2 separate regions of the Mus musculus genome follow, and region 2 is linked to region 1. Evidence: chromatin loops called from intact Hi-C (ENCODE). Cell type or tissue: left cerebral cortex. All regions are shown on one strand.

Region 1 (8,000 bases):
CTTCTCCATCTTTACATTTCTCCAAAGCATTTATCTGCTTTCACTCAATTGACAGCTCTTGGCACCTGGCCAGGGCTGGGAGAGTTATAACAAACTGTGGTCAGCATTTCTGAGACACTTCCTACACACCCCAGGCATCCACCTTCACCCTCTTATGCTGTTGACCCTGGTCTTCGTGGTGCACAACCCCCCCACCAGCTTGGGCCCTTATGGAAATGTTTGTCTAGCATTTTTCCTCTGAATGGCTTTGGAGTCGATATGTCTGGATTTTTATAATGGTCCATATTCAATCTCAGATTCTCCATAGCTGTGAAAATAGAAATTTGCATTTTCACTGTAAGTCTGATTTGTTCCTGACCCTCAGAACTCCACAACTGGGGGTGGAGGTGGCAGCTGGAGGCATTGCTGCAGAATTTCAATGTATCTATCTGACTTCAATTTGCACAAAGCTAAAAGCATTGTCCTCCCAATGGCTATTGTGCCATATTCTTGTCTCAGGAAAGGTCTTTGTACTCATCGTGCCCTCAAAGCAGACCATACCCTTGCTTCTCCTTTTATTTAGCACATACTGCCCAACAGTAATGTTCCTTGCAGAGAGTGACCACAGGCTTTTGTTATAACTGAAATTTCAATAAAGACTTTCTGGTAGTTGTTTCTAGTCTAAAATTCTAAGTCAGATTCCCTGATGCACACTAGGTAGCAGGTGAAATGCCTTGTTTTACCTGCATAGCCAAGTGAGACTTCCTAGTGTACCTGAAATTCCAGATGAGTCTTACTTGAACAAATTGCAATGCTTTCTCAAAAGACTTACTGGGCACATTCACTCTAGGAAAAAAACTGTCTAGTTTATCTGTACTTCATAGCAAGATCCCCAGATTCACTTCCTCTCCTAGGTGAGTCTCAATTTTGTACCTGCACTTTCAAGACAGTGTTCTTGATGCAGTTATATAACATGAGGTGATGCCCCAGTGCTAAGTAACTCTTAGATGGGACTGCCTTTTTCACCCAAACTCCCAGAAAAGATACCCTGATGTGGCTGAATTTTGATGTTGCATGTATCATCACTTTCAGGTTTGTATCCCTGCTATACCTCTAATGATTCTTCAGGATAGAGCTGACCTTGTAGAGGGGTCACTCTGGTGCTTGTGCACATCCAGGTTAGTCTCCCTTGTCGCAAAAGCTCTTTCACTAGGTCCTCTCTGTAAAGCTGAACTTTCCAATGAGTTCATATTACCACAAGAGCTTCTAGAATAAGCACAATGGCTCATCTTCACTGACAAATACTATTCTTTTGTTACAATGACATTTCCAAGTGTGACTTGGTGGTATAATTGTACTTCCAGTTGATTCTCTTTGGTGTTCCATCTTCCTAGGTTAGAATCTCCAACACATGCCTATATTTCTAGGTCAGAGTCTCTTGCAACTTGTACTAAAGAGGTTAGAAAACCTGTCTCATCTGTACCTGTGATATGAGACTCTCTGTTGGCTATTTACTCTTGGGTGGAGTATCCTCTTCTACCTGTATTATCAGGTAAGTTTTTTGGTGCAATTGAAATACAAAATGAGATTTTGGGGGGCCACCTTCATCCCCATGTAATTCTCCCTGATAAGTCATACCTTCTAGGTCAAATACTCTGCCACCTCTGCACTTGCACACAATTTTATTGGGCAACTTAGATCTCCCTGTGCAACCAATACTTTGGATGAGTCCCAATTCTTTGGCACAACTGTATTTTAAAGGGAGACGCCACAGAGAACCTGCACTTCCAAGTGGGATTACCTATTGACCTTGAATTGCCAGGTATTTTGTTTCTTTTTCTTGTTACTGTGTTAAAGTACTCCAACATAAGTAACATCCAGAAGAAAAGTTATCTGGGTCACAGCTACTGGTTGTAGCTCAACATGACAGGGACATGGCAGCAGCAGAAACTTGAAACAGCAGGGCCACATTTTGTCTGCATTTAGAAGAAAAGAGTGATGACCATATGCATACAAAAGGTCACCTCCCCTTTTCCACTCTTATACTGCCCAGGACCCCTTGCCTAGGTAATGATCTTGACCACAGTTAAGACAAATCTTCTTGTCCGGCTTAATTAGGGTTTTATTGCTGTGAAGAGACACCCTGACCAAGCCAACTTTTATAAAGGCAAACATTTAATTGAGGCTAGCTTACAGGTTCAGAGGTTCAGTCCATTATCATCACAGCAGGAAGCATGGTACTGTGCAGGCTGATTTGGTGCTGGAGGAGCCAAAGGCAGCTAGGAGGAGAGTCTTACTCCACATTGGGCAAAGCCAGACCACAGGAGCCTCAAAGCCCACTGCCACAGTAACACACTTCCTCCAACAAGGCCACACCTCCTCACAGTGCCACTCGCTGTGGGTCAGGCATATTCAAACCAACATACCATCTCCATATGCACTTCCACTTGAATCTTTGCAATCCACCTTCACTTCAGGTGGTAGTCTCTGGGGCATCCGTGCTTTCAGGTAAGATTTCCTACTGTGACTTCACTTCCTGATGAAATATTTTGATGCATGTGCACTTCCTGGATGGTTCCCTGATGTGTCTGGATTTCCATGAAGAAGTCAGTAGGGCACCTCGCTGTGAAGTAAAAGTCTCTGGTACATCTTCACCCTTCATTCACCTGCCTTCTTAAGTGAGATTCCTCGGTGCCCTTGCAATCACTTGGGTCACTGTGGTCCACTTTCCAGTTGAATCTCCATGGAGATGAGCAAACAGGTGGGAACACCACAGCCTGGTATGGAGAGTGTTGATATTCTCTCTCTGGAAGAAGGGGTTAGGGAGGACAATGGGACCCTCACCTGAGTACCCAACTGCCCCTGTGAACTCATTAAAGGCAATCTAGTGCCTCTAATTTCAGGCAGCAATTAGATCTCTCGGCAGGCCTGGACTGTAGAGTTGGGGAAGGACAAGGAGAGGGTTCCATCTATACAGACATGGTGAGGAGTCTTCATGCATACTTCATGCATGGTGAGGACCTTCCAGTGTGGCTGCTTTAAAGTCATCCATACTCCTGGATGTAATTCCCCCACCCACTGTTCTGTAGGTGAGGTTAACAAACCCCTTGGTTCCCCAGTGTGAATTTCAGTGGAGTCACTCATTGGTGTGTCATTAGGAAGGAATTTTGGCAAAATGGTTCAGGACATAGAAGAGAGCATGGTGCACAGAACAGCTGATACCACACACTATACAACACACATATAAAATACACCAATCAGCATCTACATTACAACCCACAGCATATAGCACTAAATATAGACACAGAAAACATAAATACCACACATATGCCACTGAATACAGCACACACCATTGTACACATTACTCAAAATAGCATTCTCACAGCATACAGTACAATCATTAATATGTATGTTCACACACACAACACACTTCATACACAAACATGATGAACACAACCCAGCTATATGATGGACATACACAAAACACCCACTCAACAACAGATCGCACATATGTAGGCAGACCTTCTAGTATGGAGAAAAGTGATGGTAGGTAAACCACCTCCAGATAATGCTTCACTTGAGAAGGCTGTAGATATTAGCTATTGCCTACACTCACTTGGGAGCTACTACAGACAAGCCAGCAGAATTCAGGCGTTTTCTAGACACAACAATATATTATCCTTTGAAAGTTCCTGGAAAGAGGACAGATGGCTTGGCAGAAGGGTAAGTGTGAAGGGGGAATAAATATGCATTTAGATGTGTGGATGAGGAGGAAATGTGTGGAAAGATGGATTAATGGGAGGATGGTTGGGTGAATGAATAGATGAATAAATGTAGGGATGGGTAGATGAATGGGCAGTTTGACTGATGAGTGGGTAAGTGGTTGGATGGTTTAAGGGAGGGCAGGCTGGCTGGGACATTAAAGATAAGCTTTTAAAGATCAAGGAGATGCTTAATAATGAGCCCATCAAAGGCCTAAACTGGGGCTAACATCTATTTGTCCATCATAACACAGTGTGGCCTATGAACTGGAACCTGGGTTAGGATGGCCGGCTGTCTGAAATACACCCTGCTAGAGAAGTACATGAGGGAGAAAAAAGACAGATGGCTGAATCTCACCTGCTCATTTTCATGTATGCATTTATGTAAGTGTGTGCCTGGCAGTTTGTGTATGTTTATGATTGTGTTTGTATATGGATGTGTTAGAATGCACACTGATTTGTAATTTCAGGGATGTTTCTATGCCCAGACTGTGCGGGAAAGTTCATTTGTTTGCCTGTCTGGATGTTATTCTGGGAGTGTTTGTCTATATGTCTGAGCATTCGCATGTATTTGTTTGTGCTTTTTACCCACTACAGTTCATGGCTAGGACTTCTTGCTTTGTTTTCTCCTGACTCCCTGACAGTGATGGACCTGCTAAATGTGTAATAACTGCCTCCAGGGACAAAGGTTGAGTGAACACTGAGTTTTGTACTTGATGATACCCATAGGACAAATCCAAAGAGCAATGTTGGTGATAATTCTGTATGTAGAGACAGCTTGCCAGAGCTGGCTCTAGGGTACCTCAGGTGAGGTTTGACACCTTACTTGATAAATGTTCTATGATCTCATTCTACCTTAGTTATGTGATTCAAGGGGCTGCCTGAGTGAACACTGAGTAACTTTCCTGTGGTAGTTTGAATGAGAATGGCCCCCATAGGGTCATAGATTGAAATACTTGGTTCCTGGCTGATGAACAATCTAATAGGAAGGATTAAGAGGTATGATCTTGTTGAAGAAAGTGTGTCACTGGGGGTGAACTTTGAGGTTTCAAGAGCCAATGCCACCTTCAGTCCCGTTCTCTGCCTGCTGCCTGTGGATAGGATGTAAACTCTCAGCTGTTGCTCTAGCCCCATACCCACCTGCCTGATGCCATACCCCCACCATGATGATCATAGACTCAGTTAGCCTCTGAAACTATAAACAAGTCCCCAATTCACTTCTTTCTTTTATAAATTGACTTGCTCATACCATCTGTTCCCAGCAATAGAAGAGTAACTAAGATATTTTTCACTACCCGTGTTGTCAAGACTGGCCTAGAGAATCGTTCCTAGCTTGTCTGACTAACTAAGTTGTAAAACGCTGAGATGGGGATCAAAGATCAAGGCAAGACTTATCAGCTAAATGGCCTGGGGCTCCTCAATGTTTACACTTACAGACCCAAGTTCTGGTGGTCATCCTGCAGCTTGGGCATGGTGATAAAGGGTCTTGGTCTCTTTTCCTGTAGCTGTAATAAAATACCCTGACAAAAGCAACTTAAAATAGAAAGGATTGACTTTGGCTCACTATTTCAGGTTACAATTCATCATCGAGGGGAAGTCACAGTGGCAAGCCCTTGAGGGAGCTGGTCATATCACATTCCTAATCAGGAGCAGGGAGCAATGACTACGTGCTACTTCTCAGTTCCATTTTGTCATGTATACAACCCAGGTCCCTTGTCTAAGGAATGAGACTGGCTACAGTTAAAATGATTCTTCCCAAATGAATGTAATCAAGATATGACCTTACAGGTATGCTCGTAAGCCCAATCACCCAAATGATTCTAGAGTGTGTCATGGTGACAATTAGCACTACCCAGAAGACCAAGCTATCTCCACCTTCATTTCCACCTCCATGATGCCCTCCCAGCTCAATAAGTGCCTCACATACAACGGCAGGATTACCCTGAAAATTCCCACTCAATATGGGATGTACAGACTCAGCAGATCCAACAATGGTGATAGAATTGAATAATCCCTTCTAAAACTGGACCTGTTTTTCCCCTCTGTAACCATGTATTGAGCTAGAAGCTGCGAGCCCAGACACAATGGTATAGTTCTGTCCTCCTGAAGGTTTCCTAAATGCACCTCTGACTCTACAAACACTGGTTCCTTCATGGCACTATGCTCTGAACTCTATTTGGGCTCTGCTAGTAGATAGGATTCCATGGGTATATTTTAGTACATCCTTCTAGAAACAGCTGAGGTCTCAGCCTAAACAGTCCAAATAAAATGGGCCCCTGCCCCTACATCTCTTGGTCAGTGAGTACACTAGTCCTGCACTGAATTTCACCTAATCAGGAAAGTCCCTACTGTGGGTCCCCTTCTCTCCCTCTGGCTCCTTTGCACTCTCACACACGGGACATGGAGCAAGGATATCAGGCTCTTTACCTAGTTCTGTCATAAGATATCTGTCTTCAGCAGGGAGGAAGAGAGGGTCATTCCTACAGCAGATGGGCCTAGGACAAGATGGCCCCAGGGACCTCCCAGAGTACCGTATGCTGCAGAAGCCATGCTCAAAACAAGACAGGCTTCTGGCAACAGCCTCGTGGACTGATCTGGAGAACTCAGATATTTCAAGAAGCTACTAGTGGTGCCTGGCACAGAACAATTCCTCCGTGTGTATGCTTGCAAAGATGACAAGCATTGTCCTCCCAAACATCAAACAACATACAGTCATCAAATCCCGCCCTCCATGCCCACTTTAAGGACAGAGGTGAAGTAGCCTGCCCAGGACACCATAGCAGGTCAAAACCAGAGCCTCATTCATGGCTTTGTTCTCCACAAACAGTGGCTTTCTCCTATAGAGCATGGACTTAGTTTGGTTAGAGTGACGTCACAGTATTCGCTGAAGCTCAGGGACCAGCCAGGATCTGACTGGGCAGAGGATCCAAATGTGCTGTGTCCTTACAAACTTCAATGTTGTGAGACTAACCTACCTATGCAGACACTCGCCCCTTACTTACTTGTACCCACTCATTAACACAATCCATTCAGCTCATTCAATAAATGACAGACTCATTTCTTGAGCATTGCAGAGGATGCTGGAAAGTATCACTGATATGCTTAGGCAGGAGCCTTTAGACAAAGACAACTGAGAGAGAATCCCAGGGGTGGCTAAACTCAATGGAGGCCTCTCTTATAGACATGCTCAGAGGGCACTCCCATCTTGGGTGGGATGACCACTCTCTCCATCTTTCAGACCACTGCTTCCATTCCCCTTCACATGTGTCTCAGGGACACTAGAGACCTTTTAACCATCCATTTCCTGTGCTCCATGTCCTGATTCCAAGGAGAAGATGATGTGGCTGGCTGACGTGACCTCACAAATTCATGTACAGTGATTCAACTGGCTTGCCTGCCCATCTAGAACCTGAGGCTCTGCTGAACTCTGTACCCCAGAGGCCTGCAGACAGGCAGGAAATAGCCAGAGAGCCTGGAGCCTCTCTTGGAGCCAAGGAAAGCAGGGAATGGGACTATGACCTAAAAAGGAAGGCAGTTACTCTAAGGCCAAGTTCTTATGACCAACAAACAGAGTGTCCCAGGCAATGGGTGTATCAGGAGGTCAAAGGGAGACCCACTGCTCTGAGAGTATAGAAATGTCGGGGACTTGCCTGACCATTCATTCCCTGTAGTAATGGTAATCTGGTGATATATGGAGTAGTGGTTGGACCCCCTGGATGTTAGGCACGTCCATCCTAGGAGTCTCTTGGCTCTATATCATTTTGGAAGATCTGTGTGATTCACAAACTGTAATCGTGGTGGACAGACCTAGAGTCTCATTTAAATGAGGCTTCAAGATCCATGGAAGCCAAGAAGTCCTGTCAGGAAGGGCAATGGGAAATGGGAGACCTAGAAGGAATTGGGGGTAGAGGGTAGTGGAGGGGGCAGCACAGCTAGACTCTGAGCTATCTCTTTTGTAACCTAGGAATGCTCAGACTGCCCCCCCCCACGAATCAATAGTGCAGAGCATGGTATGGCTTGCTCCTGAGCATAGATCCACCAGAGATTCCTTAATCCCATCACTTGCTACAGACTGATTTTCACATTCCTCAGACATGATCTGCTGGCTCAGGCCTCTAACCAGAAAGGAGTTGAGGAAATGCACCGAGGACCCCATTTTGGACTTCTGAGTTCAGATCCTGCACAGGGATTTGGATTTGCACTCTCCAACTGTGCAGAACGATCTGAAGGTGTCTAGTGAGTGAGGGATGGATGCACAGA
Region 2 (8,000 bases), 61 kb before region 1:
ACCACATCCACTGTCAAGAGCAGGGAAAGAAAAAAAAATACATGGGCCCTTGCTTGACTGCTTTCTAAATTTATACAGTTCAGGGCCCAGCCTAGGAAATGGTGCTGCCCATAGTGGACTGGGTCTACACATATCAGGTAACAATTAAGATGGTCCCCCAGAGACATGTCCACAGGCCAACCTGACCTAGATAATTCTTTATTAAGACTCTTCCCAAGTGCTTCTAGGTTGTATCAAGTTGACAGTTAATACCTTAATCTATGAAGAAAATTTTTTTCTGATTCTGGGAATATCTCTAAGTGGAAATTGTCAAGATGCTACTGTAGCCATGACAGTAAAAACACACAGCAATAACAAACACCTATGCAAAATTCTGTGGAGAACAAAAGAAATCTGTGCCATCCTTAAAGCATTGATGATGCATAGGAAATGATTCCAATTATTTTCCTATTTAGTTAGCCCATTTAGGCTATAAAAAAATCTCACATTTTTATGAGAAAGAAGAAAATTACCAAAAACTCAAAACAACTACCTTGTCTGTACTAGATGTTGGTATCTGTGCTAACAGAGATTAACATGATTTCAGATATAGAGTATGTAGCCACCAATCTAATGAAATTATTTCCCATGAAAAACAAACAGGAGTAAATTACATTCACATTATTTAGACAACATAAATAATTGATGGCTCTGCCCCAGGGATATATTAACACTCCTACTTTGTTATAAAGATGTAGATCATATGGATTTTCTGAAGGGAAGTTTGGTCCTCTATTTGATCCACTATTCAGACAACACCAATAATTGGACCAAATGAGAAAGGCTCGGTAATTGGCACATGTGAGGAAGACAACTATCAGAGATTCATGTCAGTCAAATTTGGAGGTGTCCAGTAGTTTTGAGAATATACTGGGACACCACACCTAGACCTCTTTTTTGTGAAAGTAAAATACTGGAAGTTGGAATTGTCCTGATACACTGACTGAATATATTCCAGCTTGGATTAAGTCCAAAATCAGGAAGAGAATTTGTAGCAGGTCCAAATTGGGATGAAAGTAACCCTGCTGTTTGGGCCATATAATTTAATGTAGTGGTCCTCAAGGGTCCTAACGCTGTGACCCTTTAATACAGTTCCTCATGTTGTGATGACCTCCAACCATAAAATTATTTCACAGTTACTTCAAAATTGTAATTTTGCTATTATGGATTGTAATATCTGATATGCAGAATATCTGATAATGTGACCCATGTGAAAAGGTCACTCAACCTCCAAAGGGGTTTTGGCCCACAGGTGGAGAACCACTGATCTAAAGGTACTTATAGTATTAGACTATATGTGGAGGGAACAGATTCCATATGCAATTTGTGATGAGTATCACAGGAAATTTACAACATAACCTTTGATGGTCTGGAACAAGGGTATGCTATCTGCAGTAAAGAATTAGACATAAGTTAGGAGTCTCTGGAATTTTATTAGGCCTCGATAGAGACAACATTTGATCCTTTAGCAAAAATTAGTATAGGGCAGAAAACTACCACCATGAATTGAATCCTTTTTAAGCCCACAATATTATCTGTTTGAATGGGCCTAATGACAACTCACTGTAAGATGTGTTTTGTTTTGTTTTGTTTTGTTTTGTTTTGTTTTCTCTAAGATTGGCATATGCAGCATTAGAATGTGCAAGGAAGCCTAGAGGGCAGGGTGTTCCAGATTCCCACATTATTAGTGTTTACACTGGAGCCTGAGGTCTCAGTGAATAGAGAAGGAAAATGACCAAACCTGATTTATGAGTGGCTCTGCTCAGCATGAGGGTGCAAGATGAGGGCCAGAGCATCCGGACATTCTCCTTTGTTTCAAAGCAAAAGTAAAATGTTTGTAAACTTACAGATAATGGAAAATGACTTATCAAAATGATTTGAGTATTGCAGAGTGAATGACTAGGGTATCAGGTCCAGGTGGTGTGGGGGAGAAGGCGTGGAACTATATGGATAGGGGTCAATAAACACTGACATTATCTGTATTGTGTACTAATGTTCACCAAAGTGCATCTACTACGAAAGACATTGTAAGAAGTGAATAGAAAGAATAATGCAATCAGTTGACACTATCCAGTTGTTATTATTAGCTGTCTACTCACGTGCAAAAAATATAAAATCCAAGTACACAAAGCAAATTGCCAGTCACAGTCACTATGGAGGTCATGACTGAGTAAAAACAGCATGAGTTTCTTGAATGCATTTATCTGTCTAGGAAGTCTAGCATTGTGCTATAGTCTTTGTATCATCATCTTTTACTTTTGGAACACAACAGGAAAATTTCTACTAAATAACAGTAAGCCCTGAGGTTTGAAAAACACAAGAAAAAAGGTTAAAATATATCATTTTCTTCCTTACCAAATCCAGTAATTAATCCTTAAACTACTGAATTCTGAAAATGTGACATGCTACTGTCTCTCCTGTACCTAAAGAATTTTGATGAAATGTGAGACAGGACTTTGCAATGAACAAGTATGTTGACTGCTAGAGAGGCCCCTAACATGAGTCAGGACACCTTTCTGATAGGTCCAACCCATGAACCTTAACAACCTTTTATAAACCTGAACAATCACCTATCTCCTTTACCTCACATAGCAGCAAGGTTTCCGCGACTTTGTTTCTCAAATACCTATAATTGCAGAGAAATGTAATGTGAGGTTTAAGTGACTTATCTTGACTAAATACCTTCTGCTTCATGATACTGAAGCACACTGGCACCAAGAAGCACCCAGTGTTAATTATTAGCAAGGGTTAAGACCTCATTTGGTTATGTTACTGCTTTTACCTTTATGAAGATGCATGTTAAAATAGTTAGTGCACACTGAATTAAAGTTATTACTTTACTACAAAATGGAAAATGGATTAACATAAGCTTCAATGAGAGTTAATCCAAGTCTCCATCAAACCAACATGTATCCATTACTTAAGGTCACTAACCACTCTCCTATTGTACATGTATACATGTCTATATGTCCGTATACTTAGAACTGGGGCCCCTTTTCTATACTCGAATAACAATGAAGTAATGAGTAGTATTTCTGTCTTTCCTCACAGTACTAAAATGTAAAATATAAACCAGCTGAATTTCCAAATAGACCTCCACTATCAATGTTAAGTAAAGCTGTAATTGATGAAGATATTTATCACATGATAACCAGTGTGCCACTTTCACAAGACTACCAGATTTACAAGAGCTCAGCTGATAAACTCAGCCTTTCTATCCAGCTGTTTCTCTCTCTTTCTTTCTTTCTTTCTTTCTTTCTTTCTTTCTTTCTTTCTTTCTTTCTTTCTTTCTTTCTTTCTTTCTTTCTTCCCCCCCCCTCTCTTTCTTTTTCTTTCTTTCTTTCTTTTTTGAGACAGGGTTTCTCTGTATAGCCCTGGCTGTCCTGGAACTCACTCTGTAGACCAGGCTGGCCTCAAATTCAGAAATCCGCCTGCCTCTGCCTCCCGAGTGCTAGGATTAAAGGTGTGCGCCACCACGCCCAGCTTCAGCTGTTTCTTTAACACAAAATCAAGCCACATTTTTATTTTCCAGAATCCACTGGACTTAAAAAGACTTACCACCTCTCTCCACCCCCCTCTCTCTCTCTCTCTCTCTCTCTCTCTCTCTCTCTCTCTCTCTCTTTCCCTCTCCCTCCCTCCCTCCCTCCCTCCCTTCCTCCCTCTCTTCATTTGTTTGTTTGTTTGTTTGTTTTTGAGATGCTGTCCCTCTATGTAGTCCTCACTATCCTGGAAATATCTATGTAGACCAGGCTGCCTTCAAACTCACATAGCTGCACATGCCTCTGTCTCTAGAGTGCTGGCATTAGAGGTGCATGCCACTATGCCAAGCTCAAATATATAGCTCGGGCTTGCCTTGAACGCATGATCTTTCTGCCTCCCTCTCCTTCAGCAGACCCTACTAGAATACACCACCCTCCTTATTTATTAATAATTCTCCATATTAAACATTCAAATGCACCATATAGATGACTTATGCAGTCAGTTCCAATATTTATACTAGAGGTTGATGAGCATCCCTAACAGCAGTAAGATTGATTATAATATCACAAGGACATGGATTGCAATGTAAATCTTTCAATATAGTTACTATATTACCCAAGACTGCCATCTATTGAATAGAGATGATAACACTGTTCATCAAAGTTGTAGAAGATAATTGAAATAAGTTTTTCAAGGAACAAGCATAGAACGTGGCAGAGTCAGCCAGCATCCCCTGGAGTTCCCATAGCACAGTCACCATACTTTATTCAATTCTTAGAAATACCAATGGAAACTTAATAATGGTAACCAAAAAATTTTAAGGTAATATTCCTTGTTTGTGTATTTCTTATGAGATGTTAATAGGATAAAAGGGTGAATGTTATCAAGATGAAAAAGGAAGTATGTTGCCAAAAATTATGTCCACAAATTCTTCACCATTTGCTTTTGTCTGAATGTTTGTTCCCCTCCAAATCAATACACTAAAACCGAATTCTTGTGGGTATTAAAGGTGGGATTTTTGTAAGCAACTAGATGGTATTAGTGTCCTTATAAAAGAGGCTTGTCCTTATATAAAAGAGCTTTTGTCCCTCTTTGCCCTTCTGCCATATGAAGACACAGCTGGAAGATGGAGTCAATGATGGATGAGCCTTCATTAAATCTACCAAATCTCCTGGCACATTCATCTCAGAATTCCTAGGGCTGTAGGGCATTACATTTCATAGTTTATTAATTATTCAGACTGTGGTATTAGTAGTTCAATCAGACCAAGACAAATTCATACACAGAATAAATACTCAAAATGTGGAAGTGGCTTGGAAACTGGCACACAGGTATAAGATGGAATAATTTGAAGCAATATGATGGGGCTAAAACAAAATAGAACTACTTTGCAGCCCAGTATGGTGGTACATGCTTTTAATCTCAGCACTGGAGAGGCAGAGGCAGGCAGATCTCTGAGATTAAGGCTAGCCTAGTCTACAAAGTGTGTTGCAGAGCAGCCAGAGCAAATAGTAAGACCCTGAATCAAAAGGAAAAAACACAAATAAAATGAAAAACTGATTTGCTGTGAATGTGACAATAAGAACAAATCTGATAGTGCTCAGAAGAAGAAAGATGTAGGAAAAAAAAAGCCTTAGTGTCTTTAGAGATAGCCAAAATGGTCTTGTAAAAATGCCAAAATGTTAACCATTTACCACCAGAGCTGACAAATCAGACTTCCTAGGCTACTCATTTTAAGCAGAAGCAGAGAGTTTATATAGTCTTCATTCATATTATCCCACAAGAGATAGAGAATCGGATTTAACAAAATACATTAAATTACCCCAATCTCTAGGAATCTTCCTTCATTCTCCTGAGTGGCTTGGGAGAAATAATGATATGCAAAGAACATGTGCTGAAAATTTGAGAACCTAAGTGCCAGAAACAACACCTCCAAATATATGTATGTTTTAACATTTCTTTTAATATTTTACCTGTGTACATTTTAATTTCTGTTTTATAGACAAAGAAAGATAGGATTTCATTACATGCTTTTGTATATTCGATGTCTTTTGAACTTGCCTTTTTCTTCTTTAACCTTTTGCCATCATTTTCCTTCCTATAAGAGGGGCACTTTCCATTTATGAGTATAAGTGTACAATGCCCAAATGCAGCACTACCCGCTCATTGATTACATCTCCACATTTTACCATCCATCATCTATCATCCGACCTTTCACAAACTATGTCAGGTTAGCATATGCATCGAGGACAGATACTAAGATGAGTGAGGCTCACTAGAGATCCAGAACCTTGTACCCCCCAAGATGCTATTCTATATAGCACAGGCCAAAAAAAAAAATCAGCTTAAGTATGTTGTTGTCGTTCTTCAGAATGGTGATTTTAAAGTTTGGTTAACGGAAAGTTCCTGTTTTCAGAGAGTAGATCCCATATGTTCAAGTGTATGCATTTTCTAGAGAAGAAATGTTTCAAAATTATATTGTAACTAGTGTATTATTAAATAGAATAGAAGTTTGGCTTCATTCTATTACAGATGCTGACTGAGGTGCTGCTACTAGCTTTGGGATCGCAATACTTACCAGAGAACAGAAGAAACTTTGTATTACATTATATGTATATGTAGGGTATATATGTTGGGCTAATCTCATGTAACTTTAAGAGATAGTTGTTACTAACATAAACAGGTTTTTGTTTTTTTTTTTTTTTCAGGTGAGCCGTGAGTCTTAACTATTTTGCCTATATGAAGAGTAAATGACAGAGCCAAGACTCAAGTTCAAGCAGTCTGGTTTTTAGTCTGTGTTCTTGGTGGAGTACCACTTTTGTGTGCATACTAGACTCACTTGGAATATTTGTACAATATTTTTGTGTTCATACCTACCATGAATTATTAAAAGAAAATCTCTATAGCTCTTAAAGTACCTGGATAGTTCTAATGCAGTGTGAGATTTGAGAATCACTTGCTTACACCTGAGGGAAATGGGCAACATGAATTAGCTCTTTTTTTATTTTTAGTGTTATTGTTTGTTATTTAAAGGACAACAAAGTAGAAATTTTAGAACATTCAGGCGTGAGCAATATAACAGCTAGATCTTTGGTGAATTTTCTGCATCTATAGAAAGAAGAAATTGAAATTATTGAATAATTGGTATAAGAAAATCATCAAACACACATAGGTCATTTACAAATATGATGTGGGCTTACCTGTATATTCTAGTTAAATTTAAAAATTATATACCATAGATATTTTATGTGTAAAAATTGAATTTATCCTTTAAAAGTAGCTACATCATTTTTTCACTATATACAGTTAGCATATTTTAATCAGATCTCTGCTTATGTTGGTTTTTAAAGTAGAATTAAGTAAGCTAGAATTCACTTCAGATTGTGGCAGATGTTGCTTGGTGAAATTACTCATGCTAAGATTTCCAGAATGTAAAGTTGGAGTTAGTTTTAACAGGTTACAAATACTGTCATTTTGTTGATAGATGTTACCTCTTTCCCTTATGTTCTTTCTAGTGCTTTTAGCCAGCCTTATGGCTAGCCAGAGAAGATCCATGAATCCTCTGGCCAGGACAACTTTGTACATATTGTTCTCTCAATGAAGAGACCAATTCTCTGGTTTTGCTTTGCCTTGCCCATTTGACCCAGGAAGAAATGCAGACTATATTTGAATATCTGGCTACCCTCTCTTCCTCATTGCAGTGTTTATTCTCCCCTGAACACCCTTGCCATGTCTCTGGGTGCTTGTTGCCAAATTTGCTCCATTCCACATACCTTACAATTCTGTCTTTTTCCTTCATGGTTTCTAATTTTGTGTTTTACCTGGGATTTGGCTTGCATATGAATTCATGTTTCAAGTTGCTTCCAAGTCTTGACAAGCAGATATTATTATACATTGCCTGGACTTTTGATTTCTAACATTATTTATTCTGTTCCATATCTATAGGTATCCAACCTATTCAAGAGATAAAAATTCTGGCACAGAATATTCTCTTAAAGCCTAGAAAATTATTGTGTTTGATTATTTATTAAGCATACTCAAGTTATTTGTGCATAGGCAATCTGAATGAGACTGCTGTCAAATGGCAGAATACAGCAAATTTATCTTAAAGGTTTTGGAGTGGGTTTGTGGTTCTTGAATCAGGCAATGCTTCGTTTCATGAAGCAAATAAATGCTTCAATGAAGTTAGTAGAAGGTTGGTAAACAGAAACTGAAGGAAACATACATAAATAACAGACTGGGTTAGCTGTTCCAAGGTCCTTTGGCAGACAATATATATATAGAGAGAACCAAAGAAAGTACACTGATTGGTTAACTTTAGGTTACTTCAGGTTACTTTGGGGATGAAACATTGGGAACAGGGAGAGCTTCATTATCATGCCTACTGTAACTGGCCTGTTTGAGAAACTGCACTATCATCTCTCATTTTTGGAAGGTCAGATAACTTGCTTCAGTATAAGTAACAATATTTTGATATTTAT

What was found. A loop is a pair of places that touch in the nucleus more often than their neighbours do. Peaks named below come from ENCODE experiments on the same cell type or tissue, not always from the same donor. Only the 100,000 strongest peaks of a DNase experiment are listed, where the experiment ranks them.
Region 2: it touches region 1 in a loop (3-fold over the local background); 4 of 42 quality-filtered maps call a loop at or near these places.

Annotation. Positions count from the first base shown.
Region 1 is chrX:135,077,292-135,085,291 of GRCm38, forward strand. No RefSeq gene overlaps it. Among named protein-coding and RNA genes, the nearest start is that of 3632454L22Rik, 21 kb to the left of the region's middle. In left cerebral cortex, no CTCF peak of the experiment used is centred here; a DNase peak (open chromatin) is centred at 3,680.
Region 2 is chrX:135,016,200-135,024,199 of GRCm38, forward strand. 3632454L22Rik (RIKEN cDNA 3632454L22 gene) reads right to left here. Exons shown (of 4, transcript NR_040282.1): 4 at 6,211-8,000. Among named protein-coding and RNA genes, the nearest start is that of Zmat1, 11 kb to the left of the region's middle. In left cerebral cortex, a CTCF peak has its summit at 4,160; no DNase peak of the experiment used is centred here.